Regions from separate parts of the Homo sapiens genome. Here region 2 is linked to region 1. A link is a loop called in an ENCODE intact Hi-C map of the cell type or tissue named here. Cell type or tissue: PC-3. All regions are shown on one strand. Links, peaks and the distances in the headings refer to the core of each region. The heading gives the core; the rest is flanking DNA. Region 1 overlaps HECW2 (HECT, C2 and WW domain containing E3 ubiquitin protein ligase 2). Region 2 overlaps HECW2 (HECT, C2 and WW domain containing E3 ubiquitin protein ligase 2).

Region 1 (5,382 bases), core at 228-5,227:
GATGTTGAGGTTTGCTGCAGGTCAGACAGATAAGAAATGAGAGTCAGGACTCAAACCTGAGCTGTCTGATTCCAAAGCCTTCACTCATAACCTCTATCTACATTGACTGTAGCTCTCAATGGAAATAGAGGAAAAGCAGTCTAACAAAGCATGGAAGTATACTGTAGTAGATTCTCTAGTGACAGGATCTGTAAATTTATATTATTTTAATTTTCCAAGTCATTTAAATACACCCAGTAGACAGGGATCAAATCTACAAACAACTGATGTCTATATCTCACAGCTTGTGGCAATCCACACATTTCATACATTTTTTTCTGATAATTCCACTTTGATAGAAAGTAATACAAATGCCAATTATGGTTTTTGGAAAGTAACTACAATTCCAAAGCACGAAACCAAACTGTGTTAAAGATAAACCTACAGTCACTGGAATTTCTCTGTATACAAAGCGTCTGAGTCACTGAAGTGTCACTGCGAGATGCATTTCTCCCAAGGTGTCGTTCTAAATATGCAAGGATGCTGATGGGCAGGCCCTGGAGGGAGAATCCTAGGCTACGGGAGGGAGTTCCTCTCTCAAATGAGTCACCAGGACTATTAAAGTGGGGCTGCTCAATGTATTTCCCTAAGGAAGTTCATCTTTCACTGACTTTCTCGACTGTACCAAATGGCCTCCTGCAGGGTCTTTGGTTTCCTTATTTTAAGAGAAAGATATGATAACTGAAGAAAAATCCTCTTCCAGGAATTTATATCATTACACTCTTCCTACCAATGAACAAATACTAAATCTCAAAAAAACAAAAGTTGTTATGGGGTAAAAATATTGAGTCCTTATATTATTTATGTGAGTCACTATCCAATAATTCATAATTTAATAAGCATCATTGGCCAGAAGATTTTTACTACGTACCTGCCACAGCACATGGCCAGGAAGCAATGTGCCAGAAAGTGCAAGGGAATCAAGGAAAGGTTTCTGGTCTAGTGGCTGTTCTGTAGTGTAGCTGCTGAGATGCCAATCACAGGCATGGCAAAATACAAAAGACACACACTAAAAAGGAAGAGCACCAGGTCGAACAGCATAGAGAGCGTAGAGAAGATGAGAGAGGACATGGTGGAGTCAGAAAGGTGTCATGGAAAAAACAGGTCTAATGGATGAGCAAAATGGGGCTAGAGAGAGTTAAGGAGTGGCAAAAGCAGGGAGGCACAGATGAAGCATGCTGGGTTTGAAGAATGGCGAGATGACCTACGCAGGAATTCTAGCTTTACTATTACTTTGCCTCCCTGAGAACTCTTCTGCAAATGACTTTCCTGAACACAAACACAGATTACTGGTTATTTCTGAAATAGTAGTAGCTGGACAGACCTGAGCAAACTTTACTCTCCCACTTGCTTTTTTCCAAGACGAATAGCATGTAGTCTGCAAGAACAAAGCTAAGTAGTGTGCACGAGGACGGTCCGAGCAGAATAAAGTGTGGTAACATGCATGGGGATTGAATTCTCTGGACATGAGCTCATTGGTATCACACTCTTCATGCTGGGGAAGCAAACATCCGTGGCTCTGTCTACAGGCAGCACCTCATAGATCAAATCAATGGTTAGCGAGTGAGCAGGCCATTTTTCCACAGAGAGAAGTGCATTTTTATAAGATATCTTCCCCTAACTCTGTCTCAAGTTAGGATGCCATCTTCTTTTCCTAAGGTTTTAATAGTCGACTAGGTAACAGACAATGAGATAAAAAAAATGTGACTGCTTATTTTTTTTGGAGGATGATGATAATCATGCCAACTTTGCTAGCTGACCCATTTTGGGTGTTACTTTATTCCTTGCTATAACAAAAATCTCCAACCCAGATGACAAAGTAGAATCCCTGAAACTAAGATCAATGTATCTCGAATTGCACAAAAGTAGATTTTGTGGGCATGATCCAATCCCCCCACCCCCACCAGTGCTACAGAGCTGTGTGTCGCAGGAACAAAAAGCTGAGGGGATTTCCACAGATCACCCATTACAAAACCACACACGCTGGTCACTAGAGAGGAAAACAGTCCTGGACAGAATGAGGAGTGGTTTGCGTAGGGATGAAAACTAGCTGGATCCTTCAGCAGGACATCAGTGAAGATTCCTGCCCCTAAAAATATCAGAATGTTCCACTCTGAGTGGGAGTTTTCATCTTTAAATGTTATTTAATGTTTTAGAACATCATACAAGATTTTTTAAAATGGTGTAACTAAGCAACATCCCCTCTGACAAAGGGGGAGAGCAGCATTTTGATTAATATATTTGAATATTTTGGTTATTGGAAGAGGTAACGGAAGAATGCTCAGAAGGATGGAAAAGGGAAGTTGGTGCCCAGGGGCACAGGCTTCTGTTGCACCTACAATGTGTAACCTCTGACTGCAAGAGGAGCATTTTTTTTTTTTGTAAAAAGCTATTTCTGAGAAATATATACAAAGGCAGGTGGAAGTAAGCACAGGCACGATGACTGATTAGGGAGGACCCCAGTGATCCACAGAGCCCAGCCCTCCTGTTCATAAGCAGGAGAGATGGAGGACATGGACCAAAGAGCAATGAATGAGTCCATCTATCCTAGCTGCTTTTTCCCACAGCCTGATGTGGCAGGCAACATCTCCCCCTGCTGGCCTCAAATTATGGGAAAAAAATAAAAAAATATATATATATAAAATATATATTTGTATAGAAACATTTTAATATTTGCATATACTTATATGTATCCAAATATATAATATATGTTATATATCTATCTACCTCCATTCTTTTGGGCTATAAAAAGAGTATTTTGAATTCACTAATCGAAAGCATGTTGCCTCAGAGGGCAGTGAGCTAGGAAAAGGGAAAGGCATCCTGTACGAACCTGTAAGGACCTGATATCGGCTGAGCCAGGTCTAGCCTCAGGAGGAAGAGAACAGAGGATGAGCGGCATCTGCTCTCTGAGGTCCCTTCTGGACAGCTGAAGCCAGTCATAGATCATGGCAATATAAGGGCCCCTTTTGATAATCTTCAGGATACATTTGCTTATAGCATTGCTAAAATACAGATTTAGCACTCTGTATTTGAATATTCTTTAAACAGAAAAGCCCCATTATTTTCAAATTTTTGACTTACTAATTTTCATAAATACAAATGAAGATGTCCCTCAGGGTAGCAGCATGCCTGCTCCCCTCTACCATGGGTTGGAGGGTGGTCATTTGTGAGACGTCACTTTGGGCATATTCCAGGGCAAGTTGGGGAGGCGGAGGGGCTTTGAACAGTGTTTAGGAACTTAAACCTGTTCTCGAGTAAAGGGGTTTCTGTAACTGTGAAATTCTGACACTGCATTTAAAATCAACCATTCTACCACCTGTTTAAAAGAAGAATACATTTCTGGGTTTGTATATGAATAAAATATTTCCAGATAGATAACTTGACACTGGTTGTAGTGGTTGCCTTCAGGGTGGGAAAACTGGCAATTGGACATGAAGCTGGGGAGACGTTTACTTTCAATTTTTATACTTTTTAAACATTATACTCTTTCGTATATTACCTATTCAAAATTATTTTTTAGAAAAGCAATCACAACTCAGCTGTATTAACCCTAGGCATTTATATAAGATTATATTTCAAGCCCTCTCTGCAAAAAGGTTCTACAAGCCACTCCCTGCAAGAAATGGTTTTGCCTCAGACTAGGATCTCATCCATCATCTTAAATAGCTACACGATTCACTCAGGCAGTAGTTAACAGCCTGTTCCTATTTAGAGAGTCTGGATTTTCCCCAAGTTTCTAGAAGTTGAATATTTGAAGCATAAAGATGGATGGAATAAAAATGTCCTTCTTCCTTTAATCATATCTATTTTACTTAAAAGGTAGAATAATCTTAAAGAATCAAGCTAATCGTAATTTATTCTAGAACATGACTTTCACCATTGTCCTATGTGTTTTCATTAAACTATTAATATTATGATTCTTATTCACAGCTTTACTCTTCATGCTTTTGAGGAAATTTACCCACATGCCAGTGACATGCTCACTTGTCAGTTACATGTCACTGGAAGTTGTCTTCTCTTTAACAAGGGCCAGTGGAGCCTGAAATGGCCAGGCTTTCCTCTGCTAAAACTCAGAAAAACAAAAGGGACAATATCCATGCAGATGTGGCAGAAACCTAATAGGACTAGAGAACTAACTGGGCCTAAAATATAAAGTGTGAAGATGGGGGATGAAAAGCATTAAATCTCCATCCAAGGGGCAAAAAGACCTTTCTGATATTGGTGGGAGGGGACTTAGGAATGGTGAAAGTTACAGAAAAGGCTCTGATAGTAAAAATAAGAGACCGAGGCCACCCCATCTACACCAAATAAAAAGGCACCCATGACACATCTATTCTGGCAAGGTACCAACCTGAGCACCACTCAGAGAAAAGACTCTCACTCACAGTTGTCACTTGCATACTGTTTCCTAATCCTATATACATTTCCCAGGGCTGGGATGGGTAAGTATGTGAAATCGCTATGTAATTTATACAAATATCAGTGTTTTGTCATATTCCTCAATGATCACATATCAATTCAGTACATAGCAATGTAGGATGAAGTTTAGTACTCTAAGCTCACTCATTGATACAAGATTTAGTGAGCACCTAGAATAAGACCCAGCACAAAGGTAGCACTCAATGAATATTTCAGGATAGATGAGGAGATAGATGGACAGATGGATGGAAGGAGGGAAGGAAGAACAGAAAGCAAATATGAATAAATGAATGACCACAACCCATAAAAGACTGTATAGAATGAAACAGACATTCTGGCCTGCCAGTACTTTTGAAACCTCTTAAATTTTAAAACTCACAAATGCATACTGCACAAATGACCCATTCAGGTTCTGTGAGCCTGAGCTCTCTTGAATACTTGACTGTCTTATGACAAGTAAGTGTAGATGAAGCTGGCCCTCCTCTTGAATGCCCTGAGGCTCATCTACCCACATTTATACTTGGTTTTGTCCTTCAAATCCATTCAGGTAAGCCCTATAATGAAATAAATTTGGACTACCTGCCTCCTCTGGGGATTTATCCAGACAAACTAAAGCCATCTTAAATTCACAAATAGCCTACGTAGTGCTCAAATCCAGGTTTTCCCTGGAACTTTAATAGATCAATTTTCAGAGATTTTTAAACCTTTGTTTGGACTTCTGGTGAGTTAAAGATAAACAAATTTCCTTTCTGCAGATAAAAACAAACATTTTTAAATACTTTGCATTTTCAGGATTGGAGGTGGAAAATATTTTAGAAACTGTCTAATCTCTTCACAATTTTAAAAAAAAGTTCCATGCAATCAGCTCCAGAGATTCAACCAACATTCCATTGTGAGTCCCTTTAAGAATGCTCTAGCCAG
Region 2 (5,382 bases), core at 174-5,173, 100 kb before region 1:
AAGCTTTCTTTCAACAAAAGTCTGTGTGCTGATTACATATGGGGTGCTAATCTAGATCCTGAAGATATAAAACGTTTTCAAAGTCATTTTCCATTGGAACTTTAGGTTTAGCAGTTTCCATCTCCTGGTCCCAGCCTCCTTCTCTCCCTTTCCCACTCCTGAGCATGGCCACTTCCTTCAACCTTCTCTCAGGGCAGGGGTGAGAATTCCTTCTCTACCCTGGTGGCATTAAAGACTTGATCGTAACACTCCAGGTGAGGTCTTCTCAGCACAGAGCTTAGAAACTCCTCGACACTTTTCTCCGGCGATGCAGGTTAAACTTATCCTGCCTTTGGAGCAACCACTTTACTTTGTTGACTTACAAAGTGCTAGTCATCAGCTAAAGCCCGAAACCTTTCATCTAAACTGCTTTAACCCAGGACTCCCCCATCCTGTCTGCATGTAGCTGCATCTTTTAAAAGCCTTAATATGGCTGGGTGCCATGGCTCACGCCTGTAATCCCAGCACTTTGGGAAGCTGAGGCAGGCGGATCACGAGGTCAGGAGATTGAGACCATCCTGGCCAACATGGTGAAACCCCGTCTCTACTAAAAATACAAAAAATTAGCTGGGTGTGGTGGCGCATGCCTGTAATCCCAGCTACTCGAGAGGCTGAGGCAGGAGAATCACTTGAACCAGGGAGTCAGAGGTTGCAGATGGCGCCTCTGCACTCCAGCCTGGCGACAGAGCAGGACTCCGTCTCAAAAAAAAAAAAAAAAAAAAAAAAGGCCTTAACACTAGACCATACTTTTCCCGATTAAAATTTCACTTTTTGAGACTTAGTCCCCTGTGTCTTTTAGAAACAGAGCATGCCCGTGGTCAAAGTCATCTTAGAAGTCATTTTGTCCAATGCCATCATTTTATAGAGACGACTAAGGCCGAAAGAGATCACTGACTTGTATCACATGAAAACTGCAAATGGAAGAACCAGCAGGCCTTGGGGTCTTCAGGCAGGTGCCCTGACCCCAAGTTTAATGCTTGTTACTTCTTACAGCCTACCCTTCAGCCAATTTTAAATGTTCATCAAGACTAAAAAAATACTGCTAATAGAGTAGCGGTTGGCAAACCTGCAGGTCCAATCTGCCCCACCCTCTGGTTTGTAAATAAAGTGTTACTGGAACACAGCTGTGCCCATTTATGTATTGATGTTGTCCGCTTTCCTGCTACAAGGGCAGAGTTGAGTAGGTGCCATAGAGGTTTGACTGGTGAAATCCCAAATATTTACCACCTAGCCCTTTACAGGAAAATTTTGCTAACCTCTGTTACAAAAGAAAGAAAATAGGAGGAAAATACTACTTGTTAAAATATCTAGCTTATGGGCGGGGGCAGTGGCTCACGCCTGTAATCCCATCACTTTGGGAGGCTGAGGCAGACGGATCACAAGGTCAGGACCATCGAGACCATCCTGGCTAACATGGTGAAACCCCGTCTCTACTAAAAATACAAAAAATTAGCAGAATGTGGTGGTGGGCGCCTGTAGTCCCAGCTACTTGGGAGGCTGAGGCAGGAGAATGGCGTGAACCCAGGAGGCAGAGCTTGCAGTGAGCAGAGATCGCGCCACTGCACTCCAGCCTGGGTGACAGTGAGAGAGACTTTGTATCAAATAAAAAAAAAATCTAGCTTACAATATCCTAGGGTGTACGCAACCTCAAGGAGTGGGTAGAATACTAAGTGTGAGGCACAGAGTGAGCACCCGTCAGCCATGGTCATTCTCTGTGAGGCTTTCAGACACAATAGAGCATACAATGGATAAGGTCGGAGACAGCTGAAACATGAGGCAAATACTTCAGGAGTCAGTTTTCTTACAGACAACTGGTAAAAGTAAAATGGGATTTTGCCTGCTTAAAATTAAACTGTGGCATTCAGTTAGAAGTATCAGGGTTTCTTTAAGCTTTACCTCTGAGTATTTTAATAATACTGCACTTATAGAGTGCATTACAATTATCTGTCTATGTGCCTGCCTCCCCTATACATACATACTAGTCTGTAACTACACTGGGGCAGGGACCATGTTTTACTCATTTTTATATCTGTACCTAGCCTGATACACAGTGGGGGCTCAATATATATTGTTGAATCAATGAGTGGAGCTCTTTGATGCTTTCTAAAGAAAAATCAACATTGCTTACATTGTTATTTGGTATCTAGCAGATTTGCACATTTGCCTTTGAGTGGTATATTGATTCAATGACATGAACAGGTTATACCAATCCCTGAAAGGTTGCTCAATTTGAAAACATTGTCAGAAATCATCAAGTAAATTATGCTTAGAAAGTTTAACATGTAATATCTTCTCAGGTGGTAAAGTTTGCTAAAACAACAAAGACTGACCTCACTGATTAGTTCCCTTTTTATGATGATAGCTGAATCTGGCTGAAGATGAGATGAATGTTCCCTGAGGAATTAAACTGAAAATGAAAAGTCTTGTTTTCCCAAGCAAAAACAGAGCTAACAGTTAGTTCCTCTAGGAGAAAATGTGTCTTCAACTGGTCAAGTTTTTATCTGCTGACTTTTAACTCTAGAAGCACTGATGGAGTCACCTCTAAAGCCAAAATAGTCTTAAACTTTGATTTGATTATAATCCAAAGCTTAGAACTGCCTATCTGAGAGCAGGTTGTAGATTACAATTTATAAATAAGCCTAGCTAACTCAGTAAAACATGTCACAGCAGGGTACATCATGCCTTTGCTTCCTGTAATGTCTTAGCAACTTCTTTCATATAAATAGTTAATATGACTCATATCACAGGGATTGTCTGTTACATTCCTGTTTTGCCAGTTAGGTTGGTTCCACAGCTAAAGGCTTGGCACGGAAATATAAAAACTCTGGACGACGGGTGTGTAGCCGCACAACAGCTGCATCTGAGGGCATTTCCGAATAAGCACAGATGTCTCCAGGGTGGCCATGTAGTCTGGAGCCCCAAGTGCTGATAGAGCATTTTAAATATCATCACATGGCTGGGTTGGCACTCCACCCAAGTTGTCAGTGGCACCCAAAATTTGTTAAAATAACAAATTTTATTCTCCCATTCTTTATTTTCAACTAAGAATTACTGAAAACTAAGTATTCTAATGAAAGCAGACTATAAAATGAAAGAAGATGATGGCCTTGGGAAGTCACACCATTTCCTACAAGTTGGTTCAGGCACACATGGCCTACACACCTTCTGATTCACCCTCAGATATTTATAGCAGCAAGGTGTTAGTTCTTGAGCCAATTAAGAAAGCCTGGTAGGTGAGTAAGGTATTTTGATATGATAAACAAAGTCTTACCAGGTGCTACCAAACCAAAGCCTAGATACAGAAGCATCCTTCTTTAGAAAGGTTTGGGTAATTTAGGTTATCCTGTGAATGTCTCTTTTTGGAAGAAAAAAAGGGAACACCATAAAGTGTACCTTGAAGCTTCACAGATTTCTGAGAAATTAATGACCAAGCTCAGGGCCTCAAACAGCTTCTAGTGAGGATCTGACCAGTCATATGTAAGAACTGGTTGGTTACTTTATAAGCAGAGACTGAAGAAAACTCCTTCAGATCTCATCCTCCCTAGTTGCTTTCATTTGCCTGTCTCAGGGGAGTTACAGAAAGCTCAAAAGGAAGATATTACAGGAAGTTCTTAAACTCCCAAACTAAAACTGCTTGTACACATCTCCACCCCAGTCAAAGTGTGGCTCTGCAAGACATGATTGATGTCATATTGATGGCACCTCACACATAATAAACTCATTCTTTCTTAAGAAAGGTGCCTTTTACAGGGTTGGCCATGGAGAAAAAGAGGCAGGGCAATCACAGTGTAAACCTCCTCTCTTTACGCAGGCCACTATTTCTTTAATGTTTTGGGTATTAAGAAATTAGTGGCCCCACGCCTTATCAGAACACAACAGTCTAATCCAGTTTTTTTTTTTTTTTAAAGAGACAGGGTGACAGGGTTTTGCTCTGTCACCCAGGCTGGAGTACAGTGGCACAATCGTAGCTCACTGTAACCTTGAGCTCCTGGACTCAAGCGATCCTCCTGCCTCAGCCTCCCAAGTATCTAGGACTACAGACACAAGCCATCACAACCAGCTAATTATTTATTTATTTATTTTTTATAGAAATGGGGTCTCACTATGTTGCCCAATCTAGTTTGGAACTCCTCGCCTGAAGCAATACTCCCACCTTGGCCTCCCAAAGTGCTGGGATTATAGGTATGAGCCACCATGCCTAGCATCTAGGTAACTTTTTAAATCATATAACTTTAGTTGCTAGGACTTTTAATTCAAAAGAAAATAATACACTGGAGAATGTGCAGTATAATAATAGAGCTGGAAAATACGTAGAATAATTCACTGGAGAATATGTAGTATTTCATTGACCTCAACCCTAGAGAAGCAACTTCTTAGTAGACTGATGCCCAGCAGAAATAGGCAACCCCTGCGTGCAATTTCACGCCACATTCAGTCAAGATGACTCAGTTTTCAGCCACTCCACCACTGCCGATCTCCCTTCCCCACAACTTTGCAAAGGCAGATAACCAGATTAAGTTGTGTGGAAATTTTCATGACTAAAGCAAAACCTCCAGCTCTAACCAAATTAAATCACTAGTTACAAGATAGGGCTTAGAAACTACCTACTTTTTGTAAAAAGCCAAAGCATAATATAAAATGTGATCTTAGTTGGTGATGAACTAATCAACTAAAGTATTTGTATTTATAGACTCTAGGATTATTTTTGTATTTTTTTTTTGTTTTTAGACCCAGTCTCGCTCTGTCGCCCAGGCTGGAGTGCAGTGGTGTGATCTCAGCTCACTGCAAGCTCTGCCTCCCAGGTTCAAGCAATTCTCCTGCCTCAGCCACCCTAGAAGCTGGGAGTACAGGCACTCACCACCATGCCCAGCTAATTTTTTTGTATTTTTATTAGAGACGGGGTTTCACCATGAGTTAGCCAGGATGGTCTCAATCTCCTGACCTCGTGATCTGCCTGCCTCAGCCTCCCAAAGTGCTGGGATTACAGGTGTGAGCCACCACGCCTGGCCTTATTTTTGTATTTCTAAATTGAATACATACATCTCTAGTATTGTGGGGCTAATTCTACCTTGCATGGAATTTGCAGCCATCCTGTAAATTTCTGACTATAAATTTTCCCATCATTTCTCTTGACTCAACTATTCTATTTTAGGAACAATTTATATATCATGTTTCAGATGTATGCAAATAAAGAAAGTGGAGCTGAAATCTCTCTGCTCATTCACACCTTTTTTGGAGCACAGGTAGATGCATTATTCTTTTTTTTTTTTTTTTTTTTTTTTTGAGATGGAGTCTCGCTCTGTCGCCCTGGCTGGAGTGCAGTGGCGTGATCTCGGCTCACTG

The links. Hi-C counts contacts between places; a loop is a spot of excess contacts. Peaks named below come from ENCODE experiments on the same cell type or tissue, not always from the same donor. Only the 100,000 strongest peaks of a DNase experiment are listed, where the experiment ranks them.
Region 2: it touches region 1 in a loop (4-fold over the local background); 4 of 110 quality-filtered maps call a loop at or near these places.

The regions. Positions count from the first base shown.
Region 1 is chr2:196,334,908-196,340,289 of GRCh38, forward strand. The region is part of intron 3 of HECW2 (HECT, C2 and WW domain containing E3 ubiquitin protein ligase 2); the gene reads right to left. Among named protein-coding and RNA genes, the nearest start is that of HECW2-AS1, 78 kb to the left of the region's middle. In PC-3, for the core only: a CTCF peak has its summit at 2,607 (motif pointing left); DNase peaks (open chromatin) are centred at 524 and 2,614; H3K27ac peaks cover 1,492 bases.
Region 2 is chr2:196,230,352-196,235,733 of GRCh38, forward strand. The region is part of intron 21 of HECW2 (HECT, C2 and WW domain containing E3 ubiquitin protein ligase 2); the gene reads right to left. Among named protein-coding and RNA genes, the nearest start is that of HECW2-AS1, 27 kb to the right of the region's middle. In PC-3, for the core only: no CTCF peak of the experiment used is centred there; a DNase peak (open chromatin) is centred at 2,820; H3K4me3 peaks cover 451 bases; H3K27ac peaks cover 1,633 bases.